Linked DNA regions of Mus musculus: regions 1, 2, 4 and 5 are each linked to region 3. A link is a loop called in an ENCODE intact Hi-C map of the cell type or tissue named here. Cell type or tissue: left cerebral cortex. All regions are shown on one strand. Links, peaks and the distances in the headings refer to the core of each region. The heading gives the core; the rest is flanking DNA. Region 1 holds the start of Rpl37a (ribosomal protein L37a). Region 2 holds the start of Marchf4 (membrane associated ring-CH-type finger 4). Region 3 holds the start of Xrcc5 (X-ray repair complementing defective repair in Chinese hamster cells 5). Region 4 overlaps Smarcal1 (SWI/SNF related matrix associated, actin dependent regulator of chromatin, subfamily a-like 1). Region 5 holds the start of Smarcal1 (SWI/SNF related matrix associated, actin dependent regulator of chromatin, subfamily a-like 1).

Region 1 (6,125 bases), core at 814-5,813, 400 kb after region 3:
TGGTCCTTAATGTGGCAATACTAAGCGGTGGGCCTAGTAGGAGGTCTTATGTTGCTAGGTGAACTGCTCTCAACAGGCTCTAAAGTTCTTGTGAGTCCTTGGTTATTCTGTCATCTCTCCCAGTTGCACCTGTCCTGCTACTATAAACCCTCCATGAGGTCCCATCAAAGACAAGCTGATAGAACTGGTCTCTTCACTGAGGACTAACTTTCGTGGTACCAGAAAGAGCCATGCAAGCTTGTAAAAGAGGTAAACAACCAATAGTCCTACCCAGCTATTACACCTTAGAACCACAACAACTAACACAGCACAATAACCCTAAGGGTACAGTACCTTGGCTCTCTAGTTGAACTTAAGATATTCTCAAAATGACAGAGACCATGCCTGGTACTAGAGACCAAAGCAACTATCCAGGACTAATGAAGTCATGGACAACTGCCATTTAACTAAACCAGTATAATCTCTTATTATATACTAAATATTTGTCCGTATACCCAGAGATAAATGTAGAACTCACCCCTCATCAAGGAAACTTCACTTTTCATGAGAAAAAGACCATTATAGAAAAATATAACCACCAATCAAAATAAAGAGTTGTGGAGTCCAGTCCCAATGAATTCATCTACAAAGCACTTCCATACTCAGGGAAGGTTCAGGGGACATTATGGAGGAGGGTCACGAAGTATGCTATGAGACTTTTTCTCCTAGCAATGCCACAAGATTCACCCATAAACTCTCACAAACAGGACTACCAAAATAAACAAATACAACACCAATAGATACAACACCCAACACCCCCCCACACACACACACACAAAACTGAAGGCAACCAAGATATCTGAATAAACAGACAGATAGTCTTCCCCAGAGAAGAGCACACCACAAATGGTTAGCTCTAAAGACATGCATACAAATAAGATAATATATGATCAGTAGGTTACACTTAGGAATATATATATAGAGAGAGATAAATGAATACAATAAGCAATAAATTGTTATAATGCTATTAGTTTGAACAAGAGTAAATTGGAGTATAGGGAAGGGTATGGAGGGAAGAAAGGAAAGGGAAAATGATTTAATTATATTATAATCTTGAAAATATCCAAGAAGTTTTTAAAAAAAAATAAAAAAGCAAGTTAAATCCAGTAACTCCCTTAGGCTGTCTTGAACCCCTTAACTATACTCTGTAGAAACCTTTTTTTGTTTGTTTGTTTTTACAAGTTAAAAAACAAAAATAATACAGTGTAGGGTTTTTCAGTCTTGGCACAGACCAGGTGTGATGTCTGAGTACATGTGTGTATGTATGTGTGTGTGTAGTTGTCTATGCATAAATCATTGTCCTCTTCCTCACTAGAGGATAACGCCACCCTTATCAAATGTCTGCAGATATTGCTGTGTCCTGGGAAGGAGAGGGTAAACAAGATCTCCATGGCTGAGAACCATTTATGAAGTATATAGCAACTGGCATGTTTTTAATAAGCTAGCAAAGAGAGAATATGCTACAATATGCTAGAAACTGGAGTATAACACACATAATGGCATATACTGTTTTATGGGATTCTTGATTTTACTAGATTTGTATGAAGTGGGTCGCTGTGTAAGATGTCTTTCTTACAATGAATTAGAGTCAAAAAGACTAAAAGTCACTAAAAAGAGCAATGTAACCATCCTGGGCCTGTATTTAGCTACTCAAAAAGCTGGCATGGCAAGATAAAGGACTACCTGAATTGTAAAGGGAGTTCAAAGTTGGACAACTTAATGAGACCTTGTATCAGAATAAAAAATAAGAAAAGGCTGGGTATACAGTTCAATTATAGTAACTTGGGTAGTATGTATGAAGCCCTAGGTTCAATCCCAATACAAATAAACACATAAATAAATAAACACAATCTCAAATTATGGTAGACTCATAAATGCTAGCCCCAAATTACATGTTCCAAGAGGAAAACAAAACAAATAGAGGAAAAATTAAATAAATAATGTACAAAAATACTTAAGAATTAAGAGTTTCACAAACTTTCACATTACAAAGAGAATCAGTTCTTTTTTTAAAAAAAAAAAAAAGACAAATCTTTCCGAATATTTATTTATTTTCTATGTATAGATATTTTTCTTGTACACATATCTGTGGACCACGTGAGGTCACAAGGAGTCTCCTAAAAGTAGAGTTACACGCACTTTTGAGCCACCATGTGGGTGGAAAGCAGAGTCAATGAGCCCTCTTTCTAGCCCCAAGACAGACTTCTTTAAAATCAAACACTAACATCATTTCCCACTGGAAATCTTAAAGTTTAAGAAAATCTTAGGAGAGAGAAGTGTTTAAAAATTTCAGAGCCAGGCGTGGTGGCACACGCCTTTAATCCCAGCACTTGGGAGGCAGAGGCAGGCGGATTTCTGAGTTCGAGGCCAGCCTGGTCTACAGAGTGAGTTCCAGGACAGCCAGGGCTACACAGAGAAACCCTGTCTCCAAACCTCCCTCCCCTCCCCCCCAAAAAAAGAAAGAAAGAGAACCACCACTTTAGGGTCTTGGGTTCAAGTAGCCTCTATTCCTTACATTATCCCCAGAACTCTGATCAGCAACATTTCGTAACTCTTTTTTTTTTTTTTTTTAGATTTATTTATTTATTATATGTAAGTACACTGCAGCTGTCTTCAGACACTCCAGAAGAGGGCATCAGATCTCATTATGGATGGTTGTGAGCCACCATGTGGTTGCTGGGATTTGAACTCAGGACCTTCAGAAGAGCAGTCTGCGCTCTTAATCGCTGAGCCATCTCTCCAGCCCATTTCGTAACTCTTAATCGTGACGAATATGACTGTCTCCCAGCCGAACTGTAACTCGGCCTGGGAGCGGATCCTAGGCGTTTACTATGGCCAGCATCTAGCACCCGGCCTGGCGATTTTCCGAAGTATAATATAGTGGGAAGGCAATGCGCCTCAGTCACAAACGTCGCGCTTTAAACACTTAAAGGCAAGCCACCTAAAACCCGTCTCTTCGCGAGCAGAACGCAAGAAATCGCATCTGCTCTGCAGAACTTTGGTTATGTGTAAGCTAAGAAGGATGTGCTTCCAGCTCGTGAACCACTTCTGCGCATCTATGCATTTCTCAGTGGAGACAGCGAATAAACCGCCAGAACACCGAGTTCACTTCCGAGAGAGGAGGTCGCGTCACTTCCGCTCGCCGGTCTAAAACCGCGCATGCGCATTGCGTCCCTTCCTCTTCGGACTTGGGCTTGGGTTCCGGCGACATGGTGAGTGTCTTCGTAACCGCTTTGGAAGTCGCTATCCATCGTCATCTGCCTTAGTCTCCGGCGTCCCGCTCTCAGCCCACCTCGGGTAGTCTGTGCTGTCCCTGTCCTGTCTGCTGTCGGGCTTCTCCCGGCGTCTGGAGCCCCGTACGCGGCCGGAGGCGGCTCGGCGGGGCTTGGCCCAGCGCGGTAGTTAATGCACAATCTGGAGCCTTTTGGCGCTCTGTGGGCGCCTTCCTTGATGGTTGAGCTTGAGGGAAAACAGGATTCAGCCGAGTTTGTGCTCAGCGGCGCGTTGGCGTGCACCGACTGGCTCAATGTCTCTGCTCCGTTCCTTTCCTCTGTCAACAGGCTAAACGCACCAAGAAGGTCGGCATCGTCGGCAAGTACGGGACCCGCTATGGTGCCTCCCTCCGGAAAATGGTGAAGAAAATTGAAATCAGCCAGCACGCCAAGTACACTTGCTCCTTCTGTGGCAAGGCAAGTCGGCCTCGGGTTAGGGAGGAGGGTGCCATTGCTCCCGAGCTAAGGCGGTTTGGGCTCGCTTTTTGCGGAGCATTCGTTGTTTACTTGCAACTAGTGAGGAACTTAAGGGTGAATGGTTTGGAGAGGAAAAAGTCCGATCTTGGGAAATTGATAGCGATGTCAGCGCATCTGTACCAACCCCAAAGAGGTCTGTTTAGCCTGTAAATAATACTCTGCTTGGGTTACTAGAATTTAACTGCTAATGGATAAGCTGGCTTTTCCATAGTTTACTCTCTGGAAGTCTCAGGGATTTTTTTTTTATATATATTTCATAACAAGATCTTAACTACTTACAGACCAAGATGAAGAGACGAGCCGTCGGCATCTGGCACTGTGGTTCCTGCATGAAAACAGTGGCCGGTGGGGCCTGGACCTACAAGTGAGTGTTTTCTCCTGTGGTATAGGAAAGGCTATGGACTGCACAGCCCGTGTTCCAGGTCTGGTGCATATCGGATTTGTTTTAGTTTAAAGCAAATCATGAGTTTGGGTTTAAAAGTTAATAGTTTTTGGTCAGGGCTATACAGTGAAACCCTGTCTCAAAAACAAAGTTATGGTTATAGATAAAAGCTCAGAGCCGGGCGTGGTGGCGCACGCCTTTAATCCCAGCACTCGGGAGGTAGAGGTAGGCGGATTTCTGAGTTCGAGCCCAGCCTGGTCTACAAAGTGAGTTCCAGGACAGCCAGGGCTACACAGAGAAACCCTGTCTCGGGGGAAAAAAAAAAAAAGAAGAAGTTCAGACTTTGATTCTCATATTCCTTTTGAATTGTACAGTCACCATGCTCTTTGGAAAATTACAGTTGATCTAAGTCCATTGGTGTTTGTGCTGGACTTGACTTAACACTACAAGTTATTTCTATAAAATGGTTTGAGGTTAATTGACTCGGGATTGTATAGAACATTGGAGGCTGTTTGGGCATATTTAGTGCTATGACCTTGACAGAGCCAGATGTTGTTGAAATGAAGCCTCCTGTCATTGTTTGCTTTGTTCTTAAGAGCTTTAGCATCTCAAACCAACAGCTGCCCCTCCACCCCTGAGTTTGCTGGCCAGAAGTCTGGTATCCAAGTGGTGTGGTGTTTTTATACTTCCAGCATGGCCCTCTGAGTGTGGCTAGTTGCTGAGGAGGTGAACATGTGGGTTGCAGTTTTTCTTGACGCCTTGGTATTGAAAAAACAGTCTGAGTGTGTTTAAGAGCAGCTTGAGTGCACAAGGAGTAGTGGTAGCAAGTGCTCTGTCCTGATAGGTGACTGACTATTCATACACAGTGTGTGGTCTGGCTGTTTGGTTTGGGGGTGTAGGCTTAAAACTTATCATAGGCCTCCTCTATCCTGTCTACAGAGGAGAGCACCTTAAGATCTCGTGGAGTCTGGGTCTGTCTCTTTTTCAATATTGAAGAAATCAGATGCTCAAGCACCTTAGAATAGTGAGAGTGCCCCAAGTCTTGGCTTTTGAAGGGTGCCACCATGCCAGTGTGACATCAGCACTGGTCTTGTTAGGTAAGGTTCACTGCAGCATGGTTGGTGTTGGCGAAGGATGCTATCATTCTTTCCATGAGAAAATTAAGAAATTTCAGGACTATAGGGGAACAATGGGACAGATACACTCAGGTGTTCTATGTTAACATTCACAGTTATGTTGGAAATGGTTTTTCTTCACAGCACCACCTCTGCAGTCACAGTGAAGTCTGCCATCAGAAGACTGAAGGAACTGAAAGACCAGTAGAAGCCCTGCTGTCTGAGACTTGCCTAGCCTGCAATAAACGGGTTATTTACGTAACTTTTTTTTTTTTGCCTTGTTTGTGGTTAATTAAAACATTTGGTGTGTGTTCTATTTTTTATTTTCGAAAGATGCTTGTTTTGAGACATACTGTGTGACCCTGGCTGGCCTTGAGTGCCTGGTTCTCCTTACAAGTGTAGATACATCTGGCTTAAGATTTTAGTCTTTCAGAAATAAAAATGTTGCTAAGACAATTATGTACATAGCTTGGTTTGCTATATTGTCAGCAAACTGAAACTAGAATATTTATAGAAATGTTAATAAGATTGAATTAAATGTAGTGTGAGTACTTGGTAGGAAATAAATGATAATACATAGGTAAATAACAAAAATGAGGGTCTCCTGACAAATTTAGGGTTTAATATATTTAGGAATAGTTTTATGGCTAGCCTTTTCTGAAACTTTACAGTTAACTGCCAGGTTTGTCAGTTATGCTTTGACCAGCCATGCCAAAGCTACTGGACTCCTTGGGAGCCACCAGACAAGTCCTATGCATTCCAAGTCCAGAACAGTCATTTTCCTTAGAGTAAAAGCTTGACCTTTTGTGGGCCCATCCCCATCTTACACAGCAGTCACTT
Region 2 (5,956 bases), core at 1-5,000, 230 kb after region 3:
GGCTCGTCCAGTTGGTCCCATGGAGTATAGACACACGTGTCTCATCCCTTCCTCTTCCTTCATTCTGAACTCATCTTCCTGTTTGTTCCTGACTTCCTTGTTTTCACTGTGCATCACCATCTGAAATCACCTTGTTTGTCTGCTAGGTCATCTGCCCATTGCTGTGTCCCCACTGGAAGGCCAGCTTCAACACAGCAGAACTCTCCTTTGCTTTGTTCCCTCACGGATGCCTTGTGCACAACACAAGCGAATGGATGCAAAGTCCTCCGTGGAAACCTGCAGGTGTGAATTTAGCAACCCTCCGCTAACCCCTCACCACAATCCTGTAAGCATTGCGAGAAGAGGCCAAATCTTTATTTTTGTCAATCTTTTGGATCCTAGAGTAGTGGCAAACGAGAGCGTGGTGTGTGGGAGGGGAAGTTTTTAGTTCCTTTGTTTGAACATGGAAAAGGCCAAGACATTCAGCTGTTTGGGTGGCAAATCACTCCTCTCTTAGACCAGGTAGACAACTGCTTCACAGTGCTCTCTCTCTCTCTCTCTCTCTCTCTCTCTCTCTCTCTCTCTCTCTCACTTACTTCTCCATCTCCCTCTCTTTCCTTCTCTACGCCCACCTCTCATTTTGCATCTTTCTCTAGAGGACCCCAGCCTCTCTCTCTCTTTTGTCTTCCTTCCTCATTGAAATTCTGTGAAGAAAAGTGAGAAGACGGTGGGAAACCATATTCTCCAATCTAACATGACACATTTCTCTAGTTACCAGTGTAACGCAGTCCCATTAAAACAACTTGGCTCTGACAAGGAATAAAGCCTCCCAAACAAGATAATCTTTAAGAAGTGGCTTGATTTTGTCTGGTCTCAATGCAGACACAGCCCCTCCCATCCTCCCGCATAATAAGAGAACCCATTCCTCTAGTGATGTTAGCTTTTTTTTATTCCAAGTTCCATTTATGACACATAGTAAAGATGATAAACAATGACAAAAGTCCCCAACCATTAATCAGAACTTGTACCACAAGCGGGCATTTCAGAGTTATTGCTAATGGTTTTTTTTTTCCAATAAAATACAGCTTTTCCATGATCAAAAAAAATGTTAATCATATGTTAATCTCTTACAAGGTATTTTCACACTTCTGGGCTCTCCTACCAAGGAAAGATATGGGAAGCAAGTGGTAACTCATGGAAGTTGGAAAAGAGGCCTAAAGGCATAGAGTTATTTGAAGAATACTTCACAGCAGGTGAAATATTATCTCAGCACACGTTCCAAGACTTGCTGTTTTCTAGAGACAAGAGAGCTCTTGCCAGAAGGCGCGTTTCCAACAGCCCCCCATGATACGCACACATGCGCCAGCCCATATGGGAGAGGGAAGAAATAGTTCAGGAAGTTAATAAGCAAAATCACTCTATGTTATGGAAAAGCTGAGGCCCCCTGAATGAGACAAATTCTGATGCAAAGTGAGGCTCATCTTTGCCATCAGCCACAGACCCACACACCTACAGAAGCTTGGTATTAGCAATGGAGCGCTGTGCTGGAAGAAAGGCACTGAACAAGCAGTGTGGACCTCCTCGTCCACCAGCATTGCCTTTGCTGCTTCAGGTTATCATAGTCATAAGGAGGAGGAGCCCAATCTCTGAGATACTTATTCCCTACTTCCTCTCATAATGCCCAGGCTGCTGTCCCAAGGCATCACCAGTCTCTAAGTGCTCTGCCCATTCAGAAACATGGGAAGAAAAATGAATGAAATTGTCAGCTAAGACTGCAGCTCACATTGTAAGCAAGAGCAGGGTTTATCAGGAACACCAGTGTAGCATCCTGCTGCACTGACACCTATCTGTGAAGACCCAAACTGCTGAAGAGGTCTCTGAGGTGAACACAGAGCCCTGCCCACATCCCAGTCAGATGTTCCCTCTGCTGCATCACCAGCCAGACCTGATTCACAGGTGAGCCTTTTCTACCTGGGACTCTTTGTTATGTGTTCTCACAAGTCAGAACTGATGTCAATTAGCATATCTGTCTGGTGGACACCAGGCAGTCAGTGGACTGACAGGAGTGCTGTCTGCAGAGATCTGAATAGACAAGGAAGGGAGAATTTGCCTGACTCTAAAAAAAAAAAAGAAAAGAAAAGAAAAAAAAAACTCTGTTCCATGCCATGGATGTTGAAAGTTTAAGGGGAGGCAAGGGAAGGGGAAAAGATCAAGATTCTTTCACTTAAACTCACTCTGACTTAGAGTATTTGCTTCCAATAAGGAAAAAATCAAGATCACCAAGAAGTGTCTTGGAAAATTGAAGTAGCCTCAAAGAAACAAAGCAAACAAAACCCAAACAGGATTTTTGCACTTCAATCTGTGAGAATAGGAGGCAAGACCATCATCTTGTCACAGCTTCAAGAAAGGAAGAAATCTGAATGTAGAGCTGGATATGGGCTTGGGATGGGGTGTGTGATTCCACTAGCAAGAAACCAGCTAAAAGTGGTTCTTAGCAACAAGCTGGAAGGGCCCTCTGAGGCTCCTATTTCATAGCTTCTGGGGCTTCTGTTCTGAGATGCTGGTAGAAGTTTGAGGGTGAAATTGAAAAGACTTACTTTGGGAGAGGGTACAAAACCAATGTACAACTGAGTTTGTTACCAAACAGACTCCCTGCACCTATTGGTCAGCTTCTCTACAAGAAACATTGAGAAACTTGAAACACTACAGCCCTTGACACTAGACATCGCACAATAGATCCCTGGGGCAAATAATTAAATGGCAATCTGCCCAGCCCGGAGATACCACACACCAAAGCAGGGGAAGCAGGGGGAGGACTCACCTGTTCTGGTCCCTGGAAACAGATGCGGCAGAGGGGAGTTCTCATACCACTGTCCAAGCTACTTCCCAGAGAGTAGCAGTCCTCAGTTTTCTCCTTACAGAATTCATCAGAGGAAGCACTGCTGAGCAGGGAGGCAGGTGGCCCTGTGGCTGGGCCATCCCAGTCATCATCCCCAGAAGGAGGCAAAGGTGGTGGAGGTGGCAGAGGAGGGGTCTCCCTGCCCACCGCTTCTCGGGGGCCCCTCCAGCCTGCCCACCCCCCGGCACCCAGAGCCGGAAGGGTGTTGTTGTTGGCCGCCACACCAGGGAGCTGAGGGTCGCCGTGCATGGGCAGGGGCGCTGGAGGGGGGCGCCTCAGTAGGAAAACCTTCAGGTCATTGAAGAGCATTCGACAGCGGCACTTGAGGAGACCCTGGTGGCGCAACATCTGGGGAGCTGGGGTGCACAGTCCACAGCTGTACCAGCCGCAGCAGCAGCACCACCACCACAGCAGCCCACCCAGGGGCATGAGCATGTGATAGGGAAGCAGAGGACTGGAGAGGGGCAGCTGGAGTCTTTGAAGAGGTGGGTAGGGTGGGGCTTGGGGTCCACAGTGTTCCTGTGTTATGGAGGAACCTTTCTTATTGGCTCTTCTTATAACCCCTCCAAGCAGCAAATAAATTACCCTCTTGGACTGACAACTGTGAGTCAATGATTCTGAACGCTACTAAGGAAATGCAAAGTAAAAAAAGTTTTTCTTGCTCTAGCAGCCCCGCCCCAACCTCAGACTTAGTTCTGGCTGCTGTCTCCTTTCTGTCTTTGACCCCTGAACACTGCTGGGAGTAGGGCAACAGAAGCATCGGGGCTGGGATGCATGACCAATGTCTAATAGTTAAAAGTTCCCAAAGAAAGGGTTGCTAGGTTCTTCTCAATTCTCTAGGCTGTGGTAAATCTCTTTTATATAAAAACGGTGGATATAAATCAAATTTGGAGCAGCTTAGGGAACTCAGCTCAGTAAAGAATTGAGAATTGCACATGAGAGAGAGAGAAAGACAGACTGTCTCAGGTAGTATGAAGTGGTTGGGGAAAGGCAAGATTGGGTGGGGGTAGAAGACGTCCTAATTCTCTTGGGCAGAAAACCAGGACAATTGACCTCCAGCAGCACCAGAGTTGCTTTTAAGAGAGGAATTAGGGGGGCTGGTTGTGGGTGAAATTGGGCAAAGAGCTTCGCCTTGTGCTTCGCCTATGCAGCCAAAAGGCTACACAGAAGAGGTGGGATATAGGGCGGTGGACCGGGAAAGGATGGAGGAAAAAGAGATCCTTAACCCTCGGAGGGCTGCTGCCTTCCAGAGCTTAAGGTCCTGAATAGAGGAAGGGTGTGTGTTTGGGGTTGAGAAGGTGACAGAAGGATCTGAGAAAGGAGGTAGCGAAGAGGGGCTTGTGGGAGGGGAGAGTAAAGGGGAATAGTTACATGATCTCAGCCCCCAGCCCACTCCAGCTGCAGTCTGTAAGTCGGAGGCCCCTCCCCTTGGTTCCATCAAAGGTCCCTTCGGGCGAGGTTCGAGAGCTGGAAAATGGGCAGGTCCGGGCTGGAGAGTGGCTTCGCTTTCTCCTCCTCGTCCTCTTCTGGGTCGCTGTCGCCCTCCTCCTCCTGCTCTGGGTCTGCACGCGCCCGGCGCTGCTGCTGTGGCGGCAGAAGCGACTGCTGGTCTGCGTCCTGGTGTCTCCCAGGCGGGGGCTGCTCCAGCTGGTCCTCTGGCTGCTGCCCGCGGTCCAGCGCGGTCGCGACTCCAGGCTTCATGATCCTCCTCCTCTTCCTTCCCGAGGGGCTGGCCCTGAGCCCCCGCACCCGGGCAGTGCTGCCATGCAACCACAGACGAGGCAGGCGTGGGGGTAGGGGCGGTGGGGAAGTGATGGGGAGAATAAAAAATAAAATAATACTAATGGAACAATTCAGTTCTCGGATAATCAGGAAAGAGTGCTTCTGGTGGGTGGGGGTGGAGGAGGGCGGCTGTCAGGTCCTGTCGACAGCTCTGCCCCCGCTCCCCCCACCTTGGGCGGCCTCGGCCCGCTCTTTGCTCCCACCCCCACGCCGCCCCTCCTTCCTCCGGCTGCCTCTGGCTGGCTAGGCTCGCTTGCTGTTGCTACCTCTCCCAGATGCACCGAGGTAAGGCTTGTTTGCGGTGTAAGCTGAAGGTGGGGAGGAGGAATAGAGACGGTGTGGTCGAGATGGTCAGACAGACGGCACTTGGCTCCAGCTTGGTCCTGGAGACTCCCCAGAACCGTATATAAATATATCTCTTAGAAAAGCCGAAAAGGAAACAAATCAGATTCTAGCCTGCTGCCAGGTGTTGTCTTCCGCGGTTGCTCAGCACCCGCCGCCGCGACTGCTGCCCCCCTGGCTCAGTTCCCAAAGGGGTGGTGCTGGAAGGGAGGTGCCGGGCGGTAGGCTGGCGGTCCGAGGACTGGAAACAACCTTCTTAGAGCGGAGAAGGCACCCAGCTACTCCCACCCGAGCGGCCGTGAAGCCGCTGCTGCGTTCAGCACCTGGGTGAGTGGACAGCTCCCACCCAGACCCCGCGCGTCATGCCAGTGGGGGCCTGACGCAGACGCCGCTGAGGGATGGAGGAGGGAAAGAGCGAGAGACTAGGAGAGAGGGAGCCACAGGAGGAGAGAGAACTGTTTGAAGGAAGAGGAAGAAGATAGGGAGGAACCAGGGGAAAGGGAGGTACGAAGAGAAGGAGGGATTTAGGAGAGGAGGGAGGAGGCAGTGAAGAGTAAAGGAGGCAGAATGGGAACTTGGGTGGTGGAGTGATGCGTGTATTCACTCCAATGTCTTTTCCCAGATAGAAAGAATTCGGGTGGACAGCACCATTCGTAAGCTCCCTGTCCACCGTTCGTCCCTCTCACCGCTTCCCTCAGCACGTATACACCCAATACAGTTTCCTTTTAACCAAAATCTATGATGCTCTTCTTTACACGCACTTAAAGTAGATGTCACTTGGTAGCTTTAGAAAGGATAAAGTTTTGTGACTTCCATATTGAAGCTGGCCCCTGGTGGAGATTAAATCTCTCATGACTTTAGAACTCACGAGAAAAGTGCTTCTTAAACCTTGAAGCATTTTTGCCTTCTAGAATTTAAACTGCAACAAGAAAGGAAATGTCCTCTTTCATCTTC
Region 3 (6,013 bases), core at 1,014-6,013:
GGTGAGTCTGTTGGCAGTCCTGTGGATGTAAGATCTTTAAAAATCTTTTAAGGGTATGAGTATTGCTACATGTATGTAAATGTATCACATGCATGGCTGATTCTGAGGAGGGATTAGGGCTCCTGGAACTGTAGTTGCGGGTGGTTATGTGCTACTGTGCAGGTGCTGGGAACCAAACCCAGGCTCTCCTGGAAATGCCCTTCATTGCTGAACCATTCTTTCACATCCTTCTTTGAGAGCTTTATTTCGCCACCCTGGGATGCCCACATAGGGTTTTAGTTTATAGTATTGAAAAGATTAATGGGCAACATAAGGATTCTTTGCCTCACCTCAATTTACTTACTTACTTACTTACTTGAGGCTTTATAAAACATGGACTTTAAAAGATAATACTTGATAAAAAGAGCTGAACGTGGCATCATAGCAATACGGTTATGGTTAGGATTTTAATGATGTTACCAAATTGTCCATACAATGCTACAACTGTCTGCTTGGAGCAGAAGGTTGCATATCTTTGTTCTAATGCTCATCGAGTTATCTCTTAGGTAGTGAAGGGGCCCTAGCTGGCCTGAGTGTGACAAACAGGGCTCTGGTAGGCCTTGCCCTTTCCCCATTCCTTCTTCCTTGCAAAAAACCCCTAGATTACATCCCTAAAGCTTGCCACCAACATCCATTTTCTTACTTGACTACTTCCTCCTTCTGAAACTGACTACCAAAGTCCAACAGAACCCACGACAGATTCAAGTATGGGTACCACCAAAGTCCAACTTGGCAAACCAACTAGTTTTATTGGGGCTACTTACAGGGATATGGGTAAGAGACTACTTACAGGAGCAGAAATGGAGCTGTGTCACCAAAGCCCCACCTCAGCATGGGTAACAGCTCACAAAGCAGTGAAATCTGGATACACTGCACAGCCTGCAGACAGTTCCACAGGTTGGAGAGTGTCCTTACCAAGCAGCTCAGTTGATGTGCACTTCTTGCAGGCAGCCACACCCCGCAGACAGTTCCACAGGTTGGAGAGTGTCCTTACCAAGCAGCTCAGTTGATGTGCACTTCTTGCAGGCAGCTTGTTTTCTCTGAGCATGATGCTCAGTAGTCTCTATTGTTTACTTTTGGGAGTGAGGGGCCTAGTTAATCTGGTCAGTTTCAGGGACTTCCTGAAGCTATTTTGAGTTGTTTACTTTCTGTCTTAAGGAACTTCTTTGCCGGATGAGATGTTTGGATCTCAAAGGAAACTGCTGTTTAACCCATTTAGTTGATGCCAACTTTAAATATTCCAGCAATTTAATTTACATTTTGAAGTAACTTTTTTCTACTTTATTCATCATCCTGAGGGAAACACATGGTTCACAAAATTCAGAATGATAGGTCTTACTTTTTAAAAGAACTCTTAACTTTGTTGCAGGTTTGGGCTCTTTCAGAGATTCATCAGTATGAATCAAGGTTTGGTTTTAGTAAATTAGAGGCTTTTTACTAAAAAGAGCCTGGTCAGGACCAGCCCAGAGAGAGTTCTCTAGGTAAGGCCCCAGCTATTGTTAACCAAAGGATTATGAAGGCAAACCCCACAAAATTATTGTAAGGGAAAGTATCTGCTTAGGACCTCCAAGACCAAGTTCTCAGCACAAAGGAGATTTATTTGCCCCAGAGGGACAGAGGGCAGGGACTAAGAGACAAAGACAGGAGGCAGAGGAAGAGGGAGAAGAGGAAGGGAACAATGGAGAGGGAGGAGGGGTATTTATGGGGATAAAGGACTGACTCTGGATAGACAGCCATGGCACATAGGAAAATGACAGCTTATAAAGGTAAAAAGGGAGACCCCATGTTAGAACAAGGTGATTTTTCTCTTTCTTTTTTTTCTGGTCTTACGAGACAGGGTTTCTCTGTGTAGCCCTGGCTGTCCTGGAACTCACTCTGTAGACCAGGCTGGCCTCTAACTCAGAGATCTGCCTGCCTCTGCCTCCAAGTTCTGGGATTAAAGGTGTGCGTCACCATGCCTGGCTTAGAACAAGGTGATTTTTAATTGGTCATGTTGATTAGGTGAGCCAAAGGGGGCTTTTGATTGCTGGACTTAAACACTTTGCTAGGTGTGCCTCAGGAGGAGGAAGTGGGCAAATAAGGACTAGACTCTGAGGGCTAGCTTTAGGAATACAATCTAATGACTTTTAGTAAGGTAGAGGAGATGAGAGAGAAGGGCAAGGCCTGCCAGAGCCGTGTTTGCCATACTTTGGTTCTCTAGAGTTCCTTCGGATAGTAGCCAGGAACTCTGCTGCATTAATCATGTTTGTTCTTTCCCCCTGGATTAAAGGAAGCTTTTTTTTAGAGCAAGCAATGCTTAAACTCCATGCATTTTCAGGACCATGGTCTTCTAACTGCTTAGAAGTGGGTGGTTCTTGAGACTTCCATAAAGATTGTGTAGATGCAAACAAGGACAGCTACTAGAACCTCTTTTTATTTTTCCTAGGAAACAGACTTGTATTGGAAGTGTGTGTGTGTGTGTGTGTGTGTGTGTGTGTCTGTAGAAACGAGGGAGTAAAAGAAACAGAAGGGATGGAGGGAGGGAGAGAGAAGGAGGAGGGGAGAGAGGGGGAAAAAGAGAAGAGGGAGAGAGGAAGAGAAAAGAGAGACTCTATCCGAGATGGAACTATGACACAGCTTGCAAACATTCTCTGTGGTAAAGCCCTAGTAACTCTAAAGATGAACCATAGTAAAACTATAACTAGAAATAACGTTTCAGTTTCAAAAAATTCTCTAGTCTGAATAAAAGCATGGAAGAGTCCTCTGGGTGCGAAGTGTCTGTCTAGACACCACTGTGTTTATTTTAAAATTTTTATTTGTTTATTTTCTGTGTATGAGTGTTTTGCCCGTATGTAGGTTTGTGTATCACATGGGTGCCTGGTGTCCTCAGAACCCAGAAGAGGGTATGGGATCCTCTGGAACAGGAGTTACTGATGGCCGTGAGCTGTAATATGTGAACTGAACCCCAGTCCTGTTCAAGAGCAGCGAATGTATTTAACTGTTGAGCCATCTCTCGAACCCTATCAGCTTCGATTTTTAAACCTTCATTCCCTGAAGGCTTCTTCAAAAATTCTCCAAATCATATCAATTTTAGTGCCTGTTTTCTTGGGACCATTTTCAACAAAAGAGAATCTGATTGAACGTTTCCCACATTGAACAGAGGTTTGCAGACATTTTCCAGGTCTCTGGACCTTTTGTCCAACCACCTGCAGCTTGTGAGTCATTTTTGTATAGAAAACAGGCAGTTTCTGTGCAAGGGTTATCAGAAGGGAAGAACTGCAGGGCAATTTCCTTGCAAATGAGTGGTGAACACTCACGGGAATTGACAGCCTCCATCTCTAGAAAAGGGCATCTTTCCCAGCCACAGACACGCCAGGGTAGTAGGAAATTCTTCCCAGAGGCTAAGGTGTTTTAACCACTTTGTCTGTAGAGTTGAATGCCTTTCCTACTTTTTCTTCCTTTTTAAAGATTTATTTATTTATTTAATATATGTGAGTACACTGTAGCTGTCTTCAGACACACCAGAAGAGGGCATCAGATCCCATTACAGATGGTTGTGAGCCATCTTTTTCTTTTAACTCGGTGAACTCTCACTCTTCTCTTTGGACGTTGATCTAAGGTCATCGTGTTCATGGTTTTTTTTTTTTTAGTATCATATTTAGAAGGCCTTTAGAGGAGTTAAGTGACTTCGTGGATTCATCTTACACAGGGGACTTTTAACTCCAGAGTGCCAATACAAATTGCTAGCGAAAGGGATTATTATCAATTGAGTAATAGCAATTATTATTTTTTTTTTAGTTTTAAAAATCATGTATGCACGCGGCTGCATGTGGGTATGTGCATTGAGTGGAGGCCAGAAGAGGGCGTCAGATCCGCGGAAGGCTGATGTAGGTGCTGGGCTTTGAAATACCCTTGCGAAAACAGTACACATTCCTAACCTGGGACCCTTTCCCTTTAACCCCCTATTTACTTTTTTACTATTAAACTTGTTATTTTAAATTTATTTATTTACTTATTGTGATGTGTGGGACACGTGGAGATCAGAGGGCAACTTGTGGAATTGGTTCTTTTTCTCCACAATATGGGTGCCTGGAGCTTGAATGGGCTCGTCAGGCTTGATGACAAATGTCTTAGACGGCAGAGCCATTTCTCCAGCCCAGTACTGACTGGCTTTTAGCGGCTCAGAGAACAAAGCCTTGCCTAAGGAGGCAGGGAGAGAATTCTGCGCATGCTCAGAGCCCATGGCTTCCCCGCCTTGCACGCGGGACGTCTGGATCTGTGGGTTGCCCGGAACTGAGTTGCGACACTCTAGGTTTCCGCCCGGAAAAAGTAATCAAATCACCTGAGGACCAGCATGGCGTGGTCCGGTAATAAGGTACCGAGAGCAGGGCCTTTTGCCTTTCCTAAGCCGGGGATCTCTAGAGGGTGGAAGCTGTGGGAATCGCAGCTGAGTCAGCACTGAAGGATGGATGCTCAAAACGAAAGACTTGGGGTTCGGAGTTCTGCATTTGAGTCTTGTGCACCTTCACGCTTCCGAAATCCTCCCTCCTGCTTCTCCAGCCTCTCACCCTTCCCTCCTCCCTCGTTGCTTCAGTTTACTTTCTATCCACGCCACCTGCTAACACAGACGTCCTTTATTGCTTCCGAACCTGGGTTCTAAAAATCTTTGTAAGTTATCGAGGATAGATCCCCTACATGCCAGGCTCGTAAAACTTCAGAGGGGTTTTGTGATTCTGTGAATGAAATAACTCAAGGTGTAATATTACGTAATATTATGACCTTCATAATAATTTAAAAATCTCGAATTTATTGAAAGCTTACTGTGTGAGGCACAACTAAGCCCTTTATTCCTATTTAATTAAATCTTCACACCAAACCGTGAGACGACCATTATTACCCTTAGCTTGTCAGTAGGAGAACCAAGCAAGACATGAAGAACTGAAGTGATTAGAACGTGGTCACCCTTTCCATGAGTGGTAACATGTGAATGGGAATTCATTCGGAGCTCTGAAAGAAAAGCAAAACAGAATGCTCAATTTCTAAGAATCTATGATCTTAGAATCCTAGATTAATAATGGAAATTACTGTAAACTTTAGAGAGGTTGTTTTTGATCACTAGAGAGAGATGCAATGGCAAGGATCCATTCATTCGTTTAATACAAACAAGATAGGGGTTCAATAACGGAGCTCTGTTTTCCTCCACCCCCATTTGGGAATTTGATGAAATTATGAACCCATAATGATGTTGCTCGCTTCCTTTGTTCCTCTGCCTTCAGTTGCTGAGAACTTTGTAGCTCCCGTGAAGGACTTACTGTGGCAGATGTACTTGATAAAATTCTAGCAGGTTGTATTGCTTCAGTGTGGTAATGAAGAGCTGCAGTACCCTCCCAGTTTGTCTTCCCTGGTTTTCTTACTGCTTCCAAAGACTTTAAATTATCATAAACCATTCTTCCAGACCAGAATTTACACTGTCAAACTCTTTGATGCCTTACTCTGAATCTCTAATTCTTGACAAAAGACTCCCAGTCTTTTAGTGTTTGCTACTTTAAAAGTAGATTTGTGGCCGCCTATTAAAGGAACACAGCCAGCATATTTTGTGATGCCTACATTTAAAAAAAAAAAAGATTTTTATGCTGAAGGAATCACTGTGGGATGTAATTTGAATTCCTCTCAAAGGTATTCTGTAGTTTATTAATGTTCATCCCAAGATAGGTTGTTGTTGTTTCTGAAACCTGTTAAATTTCAGAGTGTCATGTGATTCCATTCTTTATGAACTAAGGGAAACTAGTATTTCCTTTGAGTGTTGCAAAAACGTCAAAATTGGGGGCTCATCCCCCACTATAGGAGCTGGTCCAAGTTTTCCAAACACCTCTAGAGTCAGATGATGACCGTCTTAACTGGTCACTTTTCAGTCTTTGTCGCCTAAGATGATGCCCAGAACAGCTCACATTCTGTCTGGTCAGCACAAAAGCACGGATGAGACTGGTAGGATCAG
Region 4 (6,125 bases), core at 441-5,440, 290 kb after region 3:
GCACTGGTGCAGAAACCCAGTTCTCATCAGCTGAAGGAAAGAGCTTTCTCAGTGCAGGAACAGGAGACCCAGGGCTTCCCAATAAACTCTCTGCTTTCTTAGCTTGCACCTCAGCCTGTCTCATCAGGGCCTCTGTTCGGGGGCTTGTGGCTGGTGTCCCATAGTTCCCAGCACAGACTAAGGGCTGCTTCTGTGCTGCAGGAAGGGGAGCTGCTGCTTGTGGCTGCTGAGAGGACGAGGATACCCGTTGGCCCACGTGCTGCTGGCCTTGGTGTACTGGCCTCTGGTCCCCAGAGGGCTGCTCAGTTGGTGCATCTTGGGAAACAATTACAGAAAGGCCAAGGGCAGCTGAAGTCCTTCTAGGACCCACAAGCTGATTAGAAAAGACTGCTCTCTTCGTTTTTTGCTGTCTAAGAAGGAAAGAGAAAGAACCATTCACCAGCTCATTACTAGGTTTCTGAGCCAGCAACAGCTTTTCACAAATTAGATAAAGAGGATTGGAGTTTGGAGCAGGGGACCAGATGTCTGGTGCTCAGAGTCTTTGTAGTCTCTCAGTGATTCACCACTGCTTCTGCTCACATTACTCCCCTCTCTCTGCTGAGATGATGGTCATAATGTTTAGGAAGATGTAAGTGCTTTGCCTCCTGCTTCTCCCATTCTCTGGGGCAGGTAACATTTACTCCAGCCTCAGTCTCGCTTGGGGGTGCATCAGGAGGCACAGCTCCAACCCAGGCCTGGCAGGCTCCGCAGCGGTAGGCTCCACCTTTATCTACAGACTGTTAGCAAGGCCCAGTGCACTTAAGTGCTTCAGGTGCTCGGAGGCCGCCAGCCTTGGCTGAAACAAAGCCAGGTTCGCATCCTCTCCCCACCTGTCCTTTTTGCCAGTACATCCAGTCACTGCTGGCTCCACCTGCCCCTTAGCCTGTATCGTGGTCTTCAGATGCTGTTTCTAACTCGGGCACATTTCTCAGTGGAGATCAAACCCTTACGTCTGCAGCATCCCTACCTATCCTCATCCCTCCTCCTCGTACTCTGTTCCCTAAATGGCTCCTGCCCTATCCTTGCTAGGAAACGTCTTGCTGTGAGCAGAACCCATTCTGGTCAGTGTTATACCCAGCATAGAGGGGCCCCTCAGCTCTATGGGGTGGCAGGTAAATTAAGACGGACAGGACGCCCCATGCAGTGATACCCACCTTATCCTGTCTGTCTGTGTGCAGCTTTGCCATATCAAAAAGAGGCCGCCTGCTACTTGCCGATGACATGGGCCTAGGGAAGACCGTCCAAGCCATCTGCATAGCAGCTTTTTACCGAAAGGAATGGCCACTGCTGGTGGTCGTGCCTTCCTCTGTGCGCTTCACCTGGGAGCAGGTTAGTTCTCTGTACCGGAATCATTGGGAAAGGCCTCCTTAGGGTTAGAGCATCAAAATAACAGTGCCGGGGCAAGCCCTGGGGTCTTTTAAGGTTTAGATGTGGGTCAAAGACCAGCAGAAAACTAAGCTGGTCCTGAGGACAGGGAATCATGTTATCTCCACAGGGAGGAAAGCCAAGCAGTTGCTAGCTTAGGGATTTCTTGCCAGTCCCTCAGCAGATACTGTACCTCTGTGCTCTTGTAAATAAGACCTTCTATTCACCCTGCACCCGATTTCTGCAATGCCTTTATTTCCTTTTGTCTCTCCAAATCCTGTGACATGATACCCAATGACCCACTTTTCAGATAAACAAACAAAATCTCAGGGTCAAGAGCTTTGCCTCCTAAGGAGGCAGCTGCCTGACTTTAGATCAGTGCTTCGTCTGCCCTAGGGTGGTGTGCATAGTGTGTTTAGACCACCTAATAGATGGAGGCCCGATGTGAACCTTGAATAATTAAATCCCTCTAAGCAAACCCAGTGAAGGAAGGCCCAGCTCATTCCCAGAGCTTGTGGCTTTGTGCTGCTGGTGTGGTGCCAGTCTCCTTACAGGTTAATTAAGCTCTTCCTAAGGTCCCAGAGTCATGGTACAGAGGATGCACCACAGCCTGCTGCTGGTAAGGTCTGGATCCTGCCACTACCTGTGGAAAGTGTCATCATGCATCTGTAGGGGCTAGATTTCCCTCGGAAAGTCCAAAAGAGTCAGGCCACTGCTCATAACCAGAGAAGTGATGTCAGGACATGGCACATGCAAGCAAAGGGAAGGGGACACCTAAGTGCTGGGGCTTCCGTGTGGAGACACCCAGTGGCCTTCCTAAGGCTCCTAGATACCTGGTTTATTGAGTGATCCATTGTGGGGGACAGCGGGGGGGGGGGGGGGGTTGAAGAAAACAGTGACATAAATGTTTTCATTGTGCCCAGGAAGCACAGTTTTCTTGGAAGAGCTACATTCTTCTCCAACAGGACCATCTAGAGATCACAGAGGGGAAGGCACAGGCATGGGAAGGCCTGCTCATGGGAGAGTCCTGTCGGGAAATTAAAGGGTGGGCTAAAGGCAGACAGAGGTGACCAGAGTGTGTTAGATGCAGGAGGCTGTGAAGAGGAACTGTGTCTTCAGGGAAGGTTAAACTTGCCCCAAATCCCACCCCCCAGTGTTGATGCCTTGGCTGGAATCACTGCTTTCTACTGTCCTTTCCCCTGCAGGCCTTTCTTCGGTGGCTTCCATCTCTTAGCCCAGAGAACATCAACGTGGTGGTGACCGGGAAGGGCCGCCTAACAGCTGGCTTGGTCAATATTGTCAGCTTTGACCTCCTTTGCAAGTTGGAGAGGCAGCTAAAAACCCCTTTCAAAGTCGTCATTATTGTGAGTAATGGCATAGCCCTGAAGTACTTTGTTTGTCTAGACACTCGGAAGGGCTCCACAGATTTGGGAATTTGTGTCCTCCTTGGTCCTCTTTGGGCTTTGCGGAGAGAGGGCAATAGAAATCGCTGCCTTTCTTTTATAGAGAATGATTTTTTTATTCCCTTCCTGAAGCAGCCCTTAAGCCTATGTGCCAGACTTTCCTGAGGAGCGTTTTAAACAGGTGGGACGAGTCTGTTCAAAGGTTTCTAGTCCGCCCCTCCTGTATTGGCAGGCTAGGGATGGAGACCAGCATGTTGCACAGCAGACCATTCTAGGTCCCAGACTACAGCTGTGTCAGGAACAGTGTGTGCCTGCATTGGTACCGACTTGTCAGCACTGCGGAGCCATACAGTTCAGCAGTCAATGATTCTCTTCCAGCTGGTGTGAAGACACGCCCCCATCCCTGCTAAAAGGAAATCAGTTTTTACTTGAGTTGTTCTTAGAGATATCATCACCTGCCTCCAGAGCCGAAGGTGCTGCTTTCAGCCACTGGCTTTCTTTTTCATCTTTGCACACTTGATGAACATCTGGGGAGACTTGGTGGCCAGCCAGCTGTCAGTGTAGAGTATGTAAACATGGTTCTGAATACAAACACCACAGGAGCTCAGAGCAGAGAAGGAGACGTGATTGCAGACCCCAGGAGATGTGTAGTGTGTTCTGGACATGAGAACCACCCTGTGTTCCTTAGTGTGTGCAAACGAGAACACATACTTTATCAACGCTATTTTGGGAATCTGAGTCTGTGGGGGAGCCGTGTTGGGCTTGGCATGGATTCAAGTGTGGTTTTGAAAGGACGCCAGCATTCCAGTGAGGTGAAATATTAAACGAAACATCCCAGGATGGTCACAATGGCTCCGGGATGTGGGGACGGTGGTGGCTGCCTTTCCTGACTATGCCCCTGTCTCAGGTGTCCCACCTGCAGCCACTGCTCTCCCCTGTGGTCCCAGGCAGTGCCACCTCTAATTCACTCGAGCTGGCAGCGTGGGCACATCCGGCCTTGCCCCACAGTCATGTCGGCTGAAACTTTGTGGCCTCGAAATTGATGTGTTTCTGTTCCTGGCTCATCGCTCAGTCAGCCTTGAGGTGGAGGGCAAGCTGCTTGCCGCTAGTGTTACCTTGTCCTCAGATGAAGCAAACAGCTTGCCATCTTCTGGCTTCTCTGTAGCAAGGGACGAAGTGGCAGCTCTGAGAAGCACTTGTCACCGACGAGGCTTCTGCTCATGGTTGATGCTGGCAGGAGAACCTTTTTATCTGGGCTTAAAAGGGCCAATTCCCTTTCATGCCTGACACATTTTCTGCAACTTCTCTCTATAAATGGTGTTCTCATGACTTTCATGAGGGTTTACCATGAATCAGGATCATGAATGTAGTAGCCCCGGCGTCTGGGGGGTGCTATCTTGACAACTAGGGACAGGTCACCTCTCACTCTGTCTATTGTGTCTTTGAAGCCCCACACCCACCCCCTTTTAATCATAAAAAATGGAGCAGGTTGGGAGCTTATAGATTCTCGCCGGGACAGAGGTACCACCACTAGTGGCCCCTGGTCCAGGCAGTCCTCCTTAGGTGGCAGGATGGCTTTGAGGGCTGCCCCTGTGTTCGCTTATTTCAGACATGGCAAGCTGATATGCTTATATCCATTTTATCTGATAGCATGATATGTATTTTATAGGTAGAGAAGCTGGTACCATAGACAGGTCATTTAGTGGCTCAGAGTCAATTAGCAATGTGCCAACCTAAGATTTTCCCTTCTGGGAAGGAATATGTTCGTCATTCCTTTGTCTTTAGAAAATAAGGCACATTTTATGTTTGTTTATTTACAGAATGTACAACTATAAGTCCATCAAATGCTATATTTCTAGCACAGTGTCCCCCCAGAGGACAGGGATCAGTCTGTTTCTCCTTCTTCAGTTCCCACAGTGCTTTGTGTGCACGACTATGGTGGCATGATTGTCTGGTCTAATGCCAGTGTGTCTGCTGCCAGTGTGTCTGCAAAGGCTGAGGGCAGTGCCAGACCTCAGAACTTGACACCAGTTGAGAGCATGTAGGAGGTCTCCAGCACGCCTGACTAACGCCATGCAGTTGTGAGGCGTCTCCCACAGGGTGGCAAGGCACCTGTCAGGGGTTTGTCCACCTATGTACCCAGTGGGCAGATCGGGGCACATATTCACTAACCCCCTTTCCAGGTGGAAGACTGCCCTAGAGAAAGAGACAATATCTTATCCAGTGTATAATAAAGAACCTGCCCCAAGTCTGGGCCCTTCCCGAGTGTACTGGTCCATCACCTTGAACAGCTATAGGTCAAGGGAGGCAACCTCCTGGCAGATACCAAGCCAGGCTCAAGTCAGGTGGGCTGCTGTGGATCAAGGACTGCCCATTCACCCATGTGGTTGTCTGTTGCAGGATGAATCACACTTCCTCAAGAACATAAAGACTGCCCGCTGCCGAGCAGCTGTGCCTATCCTAAAGGTGAGTGTGGCCCAGAGGAGACTTAGGGCCCTAACACGACACTTGCTCAGACAGGAGGGGTATGCAGGCCAAACAGATGCCGCCACGCTGATGAGCTATGTGCAGTGTTGACACTGGGCATCTCTCCTTGGGCTATGTGCTTGTTGTATTCTGCCACGAATCCAGTCCACGTGAAGTCCTATTGAGAGTCCAGACTCAGATGGGAAGGGACCCTGAGTCTTCTCCTTGGCTTTCTGCCAGCACAAGAAGCCTGTGACAGTGTGTCACTAAACAGCTCAGGAGAAACTGCATCTCTTGTAGTAGCAAAGCTGTCGCGGTGGGAGGCGTTATCTAAGAGCAGCCAGGGCTGTGGGTGTCAGAGAATAACCTCAGGCAAAGCTGAGGCTTGCCCGCTGAGCTGATTGATCCTTTACGCTGGCCAGGGACTGCGGTTAACTGAAGGCCAGCAGGTTACTTGTTTCCTTCGTGTTTTCGGGTCTGCACCTGCCCCTGAACACACACACACACACACACACACACACACTCAGGTCTGCACCTGCCCCTGAACACACACACACACACACACACACACACACACACACACGCACGCACGCACGCACGCACGCACGCACGCACGCACGCGCGTGCCCGGGCTGGTCTGCCTTGAGAGCAGGCAGCAGTGGGCCTGAGAGCAGGCTCAAGTCTTTCTCAATACACACTCTGATGTAGTTCTGTCCTTGTCTTTGTCCTGTGTTCTGTACCTCACTCCTCAGAGATAAGCCCCCCAAATGCCATTTATCCCCCCAAGGTTAGGAAGTAGGGGAGTACCAACATAACGCTTCCTGGTGGGCAGGGGAGAAGCTACTCACAGAT
Region 5 (6,125 bases), core at 700-5,699, 280 kb after region 3:
AATGGACTAAAATTCTGAAACTGTAAGCCATGCCCAATCAAACATTTTTCTTTATAAGAGTGGCCTTGGCCATGGTGTCTCTTCACAGCAATAGAAACCCCAAGACAGACAGATAGGCAGGCAGACACACACACACACACACACACACACACACACACACTCTTAAAATAAATAAATAGGGGAGGGGAAGGGAGAGGGGGGAGGAGGGAGAAAGAGAGAGAGTTATATATTAGCCCTAGTACCTCCTAGCTCTAAAATTCAAAGTATACATTTATGAGTCATCTATTTACCAATGGCCTTTTATTTGGTACATAGCTCAGTCCTGAAATAATGTTAACAGGGGAAATGAGCTATTTTCACTGAAATGCATGACATGGAGCTAACTTTGAATTTTGTGTGTGTGTGTGTGTGTGTGTGTTGTAATTAAGACAGGGCTTCTCTGTGTAGACCAGGCTGCCTTCAAACTCACAGAGAGCCACCTGCCTCTGCCTCAGCAGTACTAGGATTAAAGGTGTGCCCACCACTGCCCAGCCCTTTTAATCATTTTAATGAATGGGTTTTCACTGTTGTCTTAAGAACTTCTTAAAGTAGATAAACTGTTTAAAAAGTGGGTGTGTCGGCAAATGCCTGTAATCCCAGCTCTTTGGCGGCTGAGGTAAGAAGTTGTGGAGTTTGAGACCAGCCTGGCAAGACAGACTTCCCAAGTATTTCAACAACACTTCCTCTCTCTCCTAAAAAAAGCTTGGCTACAGCAAGATCCCAGTGGATTATGTTGTTGACAGAGCCAACACTAGGAATTTTGATTGAAATCTGATTGGTTTGCTTTTTGAAGATGAGTTTTAGACTAAACAGTGACTTCACGTTTAGGACGCTAGAGCTAGAAAGGAGACCATATCGTTTAGTTCAATTCCAGACTTTCTAAGTTGGGATTCCTAGGAGCAAGATACATGGATAGATAGGAATCCAGCATTCTGAGGTTAGGATGCATGGGCCCAGATGTCCTCTGATTCACATCAAAGGACACCATATTGCTCTATGGGTAAATCAGCTGGGCCTGGAGAGTGAAGTGACTGTCATGTGAATTGGTGACAGGCAAGATGAAGGGCACAGCACTTGGTCTTAAGAAATTAACTGTCTCTGCAGGGGATAGGAAGAGCAAGACAGGTGCTGGCTAATTAGTAGCTGTTCACACTGTGAAGCAGGAAATGGATGCTGAGTAGTAGGGAAAACCAAAGATATAAGATTTACCTCAAATACTAGCTGTAAGTGTTGCAGCTCTAAGGAAAAAGGCTCTGCTACACAAGTTCTTATAGCTGCCTGGAAAGATTCCCCAATGCAAGTGTTATAGCTCTGCTCCAGAAGGGGATAGTTCTCCAGGCAAAGTGTTTTGCCAAAGCTCTGCTCTGTCCAAAATGTTACAGCTCTGAAGGGAAAGGAATCCTGGCAGTTGGGAATACCACAGAGTCACACCACACAACAAACTTGCCACAATAGACTTCTTGGAAGGTGGGAACTCAGGAGGGCAGCTGCCTCTGCTCCAGTGAGAAGCAGCAAAGGACTGGGCAGAATGCAGGGTTTATATAGGATTTCTAGAGGGTGGGTGGGATTTCCAGAGTGGCCTGGGACTCAAGGATTGGTGGGATTTTTTTTTCCTTGTAGGGTGGGGCTTGAACCCTCTCCAGCTACACTGGTACAACCACTAGTGACATCTGCAGGGCAGAGCCTGGCCACTTGTGTGCCTTGAGGGTTTATAACCTTTACAAAGTATACTTTTACAAGAGTTCAGGCACTGAAAGCCTTCCCCTGCCCCTTGAGTTGGCATGAATAGCCAACACTAGCAACATTCCTCTTCCTCCTGTTGTGGGCTGCTATTTTGATAGCTCCTGTGTTCATGATATCTTACTGCAGTCCACCTCATCGTCTCTTCTTATTAAAAAACACATCACATTTCCCTAAATGTCTGGTCATTTCCCCAATTAACTCTGTATTCAGAGATCTATCTCTTTGCAATGAGCTCTGTTTGAAAACAGAATCGTTTCAACCTTTCCGTGTACGCTGATGATAGAAGAATATTATATTCAACCATTGGAGGACAGAAAGAATGCTGTGCTCAGAAATGGAGTCAAGTAACCTTGATAGTATCTGATAGATGGGAGGGCTTTGGAATCAGAATAACAAAGTAGCTAAATACAGCCTGGAGAAAATTGTGGACCAGTCCTAGTTCCGTTTTCTCATTTATAAAATGAGGATAATGGAGCTGGGTGTGTGGTGCACAACTTTAATCGCACTCCAGAGAAGGATCTCTGTCAGTTTTAGGCCAATGATACATGTTAAGATCCTGCCTTTTGAGGAAAAAAAAAAAAAGATATAATAATAATCTTATGATGGTGCAAGTCTGTAGGAGGTGGAGGCAGGAAAGACATCCTCTGGTACAGGGTGAGTTCTTAGACAAGTCTGGGTTACATGAGTTACTGTCTATGTTTCATAGGTTGTAGTTCGGATTAACTTAAGTTCCTATTAATGATCAGCACGCTGACTGATGGAGGCTCTAAAAATTTCAATTCCTCTTTGGTCTAGGAAAGCAGATACTCAGCAGCGGCTGGGGCTTATAAGGACGGCACTATTAGAAACGGGTGTGCCAGGAAAATCTTTATTAAGTATCAAATCAATCTGGCTGTCTGACATGTCTGGAGACACCCCTGACACTGAACGCTCAGCCTTCCTTACGCCTGATTAAATGTTTGGAGAAACTGAGAGCTACAACTCCCAGGGTGCACCACACCTTGACCCGCCCACAACGTTACGCCTCTCAAATTCACCAACCTCCAATGGGCAGGCTTTCCGATTCAAACTACAAACCCCAGAAGGCCCTACACCAAGTGTACTATCACCCACAATTTATGACCGGGATCTGCGGCCGTACTGGCTGTTGGGAAATGTAGTTCGACGGTGGCCGAGCCATTCAAATGCCAATGGCCCGCTCCAAGATGGGTGAAATTGTAGCGCTTGAATTCTAGTTCCTCTAACAGTCCAACCAGAAGCGAAAACTGCCTAGGCAAGGCTCTGAAAGACGCTCCTGGTCTAGGGCTGTTCTGCTAAGGTGCCTCACCTTACTGGCCTCGCTAGGTAAGAAAGTGGGCTGCGAAGGAGGTAGCAGCATTGGAGACGGACGAGACCAAATACGGCAAGAGGAGGGAGCAGTGGGGACGGGAAGATCCAAGTGGAAATGCTAGAGGCAAAGTGGGGCGGGGCGTCCCCTTTTCTCAGGCACCCAGGATGTGCACAGGAAGGGAAGGGAAGCCCAGGTCTCAGCAAAGAGGAATGTCTATGTGGTGGTGTGCATTTGTGGTTTATGGTTTATTAGTTGGACCTCTCATTCCGTGGTCTCATCTCCCCAACTGGGTCAGTCAGCATACTAGGCCTTGGTAGGTATAACCCTAGTTGAATACAAGGCTGAGAGTTTTCATTGCTGCTGGCTGGCAGGCTTGAGTGTAACATCTGTGAGAGGAGATGTTTTGGGGTGCTTTGTCTAAAGGGAGTCTTAGCAAGGATTAAAATGTAAACCCTCTGAAGTCAAGAGTCTAGAGCTTTCTTTGACGGCTGGCGGTGCTACTGGAGTATTTCCTATGTTACAATCATTATAATATAAAAGTAACTTTTATCCTGTTGTAGTTGTCTGGGAGGCTCACTGCCTCCATCTGCTAACCTAGGCCTAGTCCTGGAAGCTTCTAGCCTCCTTATATTCTGATCTGGGCCTTGAATGTTTTCAGCCCCTTGAGACTTGCTGCTGAATAAACTCACCCTTTCGTGTTTTTTCTGAACTCTAGCTGGCTGGTTCAACTCAGCTGTTCTGGCTCAGACTTCTTTCCCCAGCTGACTGATTCAGTCTGGCTTTTCTCTCCGCCTCTGAATTGCTCTGTTTGGTCTCAAACTCTAGGAATCTGGTTCTAATCTTCTGGCTCCTTCTCATTCTCTTGCTCATTCTATCTTTACCTGTGTCTGACCTGTTCTTTCTTCAGCCTGTCTCTGTAAAGCTCTCCCGGTAAAACTGCCTCCGCCTCCCTCTCTGCTGCTCTACTCTTTCTCTCAACTCTACCGTATCCTGTGCTGTACTCTCTCCTCCTGCACTGTCTGTCTCTCCCTTAAGTGGCTTCCCGTTCCTCATGAGAGTTGGGCATATCCTATTCTGTCAAATCTTTCTGATTCTCGTCACTTTGTCTGCCACTCAATTAGACATCGTTTTCAACATGGGTGCTTTCTCCTACAAACTAACTTTACCTTCATTGTTTTGGAGTCAAAGGTGAGTACTAAAGGCATATCTGTATTCCAGCCAGAGGGAATGTGTCAAGGGCTGGGCCAAACCCTAACTAGAAACTCAAGTTCAACTATCCTGTAACATTATAAGGTAGTGCTATTTGGGTAAGGCTTAAGTCAGACCCAGCCAGAGAATTTGGTGTTCAGGCCCCTGCATCTAGAGCATTGTAAAACTGGTTCAGCCTATAGGAAAATGTCTAGGGTAAATGAAATCACAGTACAGAATAAATGTATGATCTTACGCTGTAATGAATACCTGTGTTTTCCAAATATGTGGCAAGAAAAGTTCAGAACTATGCTGTGCTCTGAGTGGTGGTGATGTGTGTTGGTTGAGTTGAACTTAACCCTTTATGTCTTCTGTCTGAATTTGGCACAGTGACCCTTGTCCCCAGTTCTCCCCTTTGTCCCCTTATTTTTCCAAGAGTCATTTTGCTCTTGCATGTTGGAAGTCAGGCTCTAGGACCAGCTGCTCTAGCTTGCATTTGGTCACCTGCAGATTCAACAGAAATGTAGTGAGGATGGAAGGCAAGGGGAAAATTTAGTGTGCAGTCTCTCTGAGGCTCTATCTCCTTCTTCCAGGTTGGAAACAGGCTATTGGAGCAAGCATTGTGGCAGGGTATGAAGCTGGTCATTGGCCAGTCTATTTCTGTCTGATCCACTAGCCTTTCTAGTTTAAAATGTAGTCTTTGTCCATTCTAATGAAGTTAGATTTCACTGTAAAACTTTCTTGGGATCTGCTAACTCACTTTGGCTAGCAAATGAGAAGGGGGAAAATACCCCAGTGAAACACAATCCATTTTAGAATAACGCTTTGCTTTTTCATCTGGATCAGTATTTTAAAATATGCTATTTACTGTCTGTGTGCATATGTGTGTCTATGTGCTTTCATTTTAATTATAAAAAATATTTCAATTCATCCCTTAGCTTTTTCTAATATGTTACCTGGAACAAAACCTTATTAATCAAACATGGTGGACGTACGTTTTATTTTTGTCTTTTTACCTTCCCCAGCTTTTACCAACTTCCCAACTAAAGGGTGACATCCCTGCATGAGCCTATCCTGTTAAAAATGTCCTTGCCACTTACAGAGGAGCAGAGGAAAAAGATTGAAGAGAATCGGCAAAAAGCTTTGGCCCGTCGAGCTGAGAAGTTGTCAGAACAGCCACAGAGCGCAGCTTCAGGCTCCTCTGCTGCCGGCCCGTCCCAGTCCAAGCAGGGCTCTCTCCTGAATCTCCTAGCGGAGCCTTCAAAGCCAGTGGGCCATGCCTCCATTTTCAAGCAACAGAATCTCAGTAATTCATTTCCTACTGATCAGAGACCTCACAGCTCCCGCTGTTCTCAGCCCAGCCCAGCAGAGGAAACGACGGGGCTATGGAAGACCCAAGGAGAGATGTCCACAGCCTGCCCAAAGCCTAACCCAAGTCCTCCAGGAGCCTCTAACCAACCACTTTTGGGTTATAAATCCAGCGAGGGTCAACCCCAGGCAACCTGGGACACAGGAGCTTCCTCTTCTGGACCATTCCCCAGGGACCCCGAGTTAGAGGCCAAGGCAGCAAGGCCTTCCACCTCTAGGCAGAGCATTTCGGACAGCTTTTATGTGTTAGGGGGAAAAACACCTAGGACAGAAGGGAGACCCCCAAACATACTGCAAACCACACCCCAAAACACAGGCTTTCTACGGGGAGCGTGCATAAAGACTGGGGATCGCTTCCGGGTAAAGATCGGCTACAACCAAGAGCTCATTGCCGTGTTTAAGTCTCTGCCCAGCAGACACTATGGTAATGAGGCTTTTTCTTTTTTCTATTTTTGGA

What was found. Peaks named below come from ENCODE experiments on the same cell type or tissue, not always from the same donor. Only the 100,000 strongest peaks of a DNase experiment are listed, where the experiment ranks them.
Region 1: it touches region 3 in a loop (4-fold over the local background); 19 of 42 quality-filtered maps call a loop at or near these places.
Region 2: a loop joins it to region 3, with 2.9 times the contacts of the local background. A loop is called at or near these places in 5 of 42 quality-filtered maps.
Region 4: a loop joins it to region 3, with 3 times the contacts of the local background. A loop is called at or near these places in 16 of 42 quality-filtered maps.
Region 5: it touches region 3 in a loop (3-fold over the local background); 29 of 42 quality-filtered maps call a loop at or near these places.

The regions. Positions count from the first base shown.
Region 1 is chr1:72,708,073-72,714,197 of GRCm38, forward strand. It overlaps Rpl37a (ribosomal protein L37a), which reads left to right and starts at 3,188. Exons shown (of 4, transcript NM_009084.4): 1 at 3,188-3,251; 2 at 3,600-3,728; 3 at 4,070-4,152; 4 at 5,430-5,741. The coding sequence starts at 3,249. The coding sequence ends at 5,493. In left cerebral cortex, for the core only: a CTCF peak has its summit at 2,824; DNase peaks (open chromatin) are centred at 3,170, 3,468 and 4,074; H3K4me3 peaks cover 2,026 bases; H3K27ac peaks cover 1,142 bases.
Region 2 is chr1:72,531,825-72,537,780 of GRCm38, forward strand. Marchf4 (membrane associated ring-CH-type finger 4) reads right to left here and starts at 5,335. Exons shown (of 4, transcript NM_001045533.2): 1 at 2,801-5,335. The coding sequence starts at 3,313. It also overlaps a transcript of Smarcal1 not described here. In left cerebral cortex, for the core only: a CTCF peak has its summit at 1,848; DNase peaks (open chromatin) are centred at 1,385, 1,759, 2,531, 2,860 and 2 more places; H3K4me3 peaks cover 4,178 bases; H3K27ac peaks cover 1,608 bases.
Region 3 is chr1:72,303,175-72,309,187 of GRCm38, forward strand. Xrcc5 (X-ray repair complementing defective repair in Chinese hamster cells 5) reads left to right here and starts at 4,247. Exons shown (of 21, transcript NM_009533.2): 1 at 4,247-4,393. The coding sequence starts at 4,373. In left cerebral cortex, for the core only: a CTCF peak has its summit at 3,866 (motif pointing right); DNase peaks (open chromatin) are centred at 3,553, 3,932 and 4,272; H3K4me3 peaks cover 1,465 bases; H3K27ac peaks cover 1,159 bases.
Region 4 is chr1:72,596,162-72,602,286 of GRCm38, forward strand. Smarcal1 (SWI/SNF related matrix associated, actin dependent regulator of chromatin, subfamily a-like 1) reads left to right here. Exons shown (of 17, transcript NM_018817.2): 7 at 1,218-1,368; 8 at 2,610-2,768; 9 at 5,208-5,273. Among named protein-coding and RNA genes, the nearest start is that of Smarcal1, 16 kb to the left of the region's middle. In left cerebral cortex, for the core only: no CTCF peak of the experiment used is centred there; a DNase peak (open chromatin) is centred at 3,244.
Region 5 is chr1:72,580,313-72,586,437 of GRCm38, forward strand. Smarcal1 (SWI/SNF related matrix associated, actin dependent regulator of chromatin, subfamily a-like 1) reads left to right here and starts at 2,939. Exons shown (of 17, transcript NM_018817.2): 1 at 2,939-3,126; 2 at 5,326-6,092. The coding sequence starts at 5,384. In left cerebral cortex, for the core only: no CTCF peak of the experiment used is centred there; DNase peaks (open chromatin) are centred at 2,873 and 3,174; H3K4me3 peaks cover 1,588 bases; H3K27ac peaks cover 1,510 bases.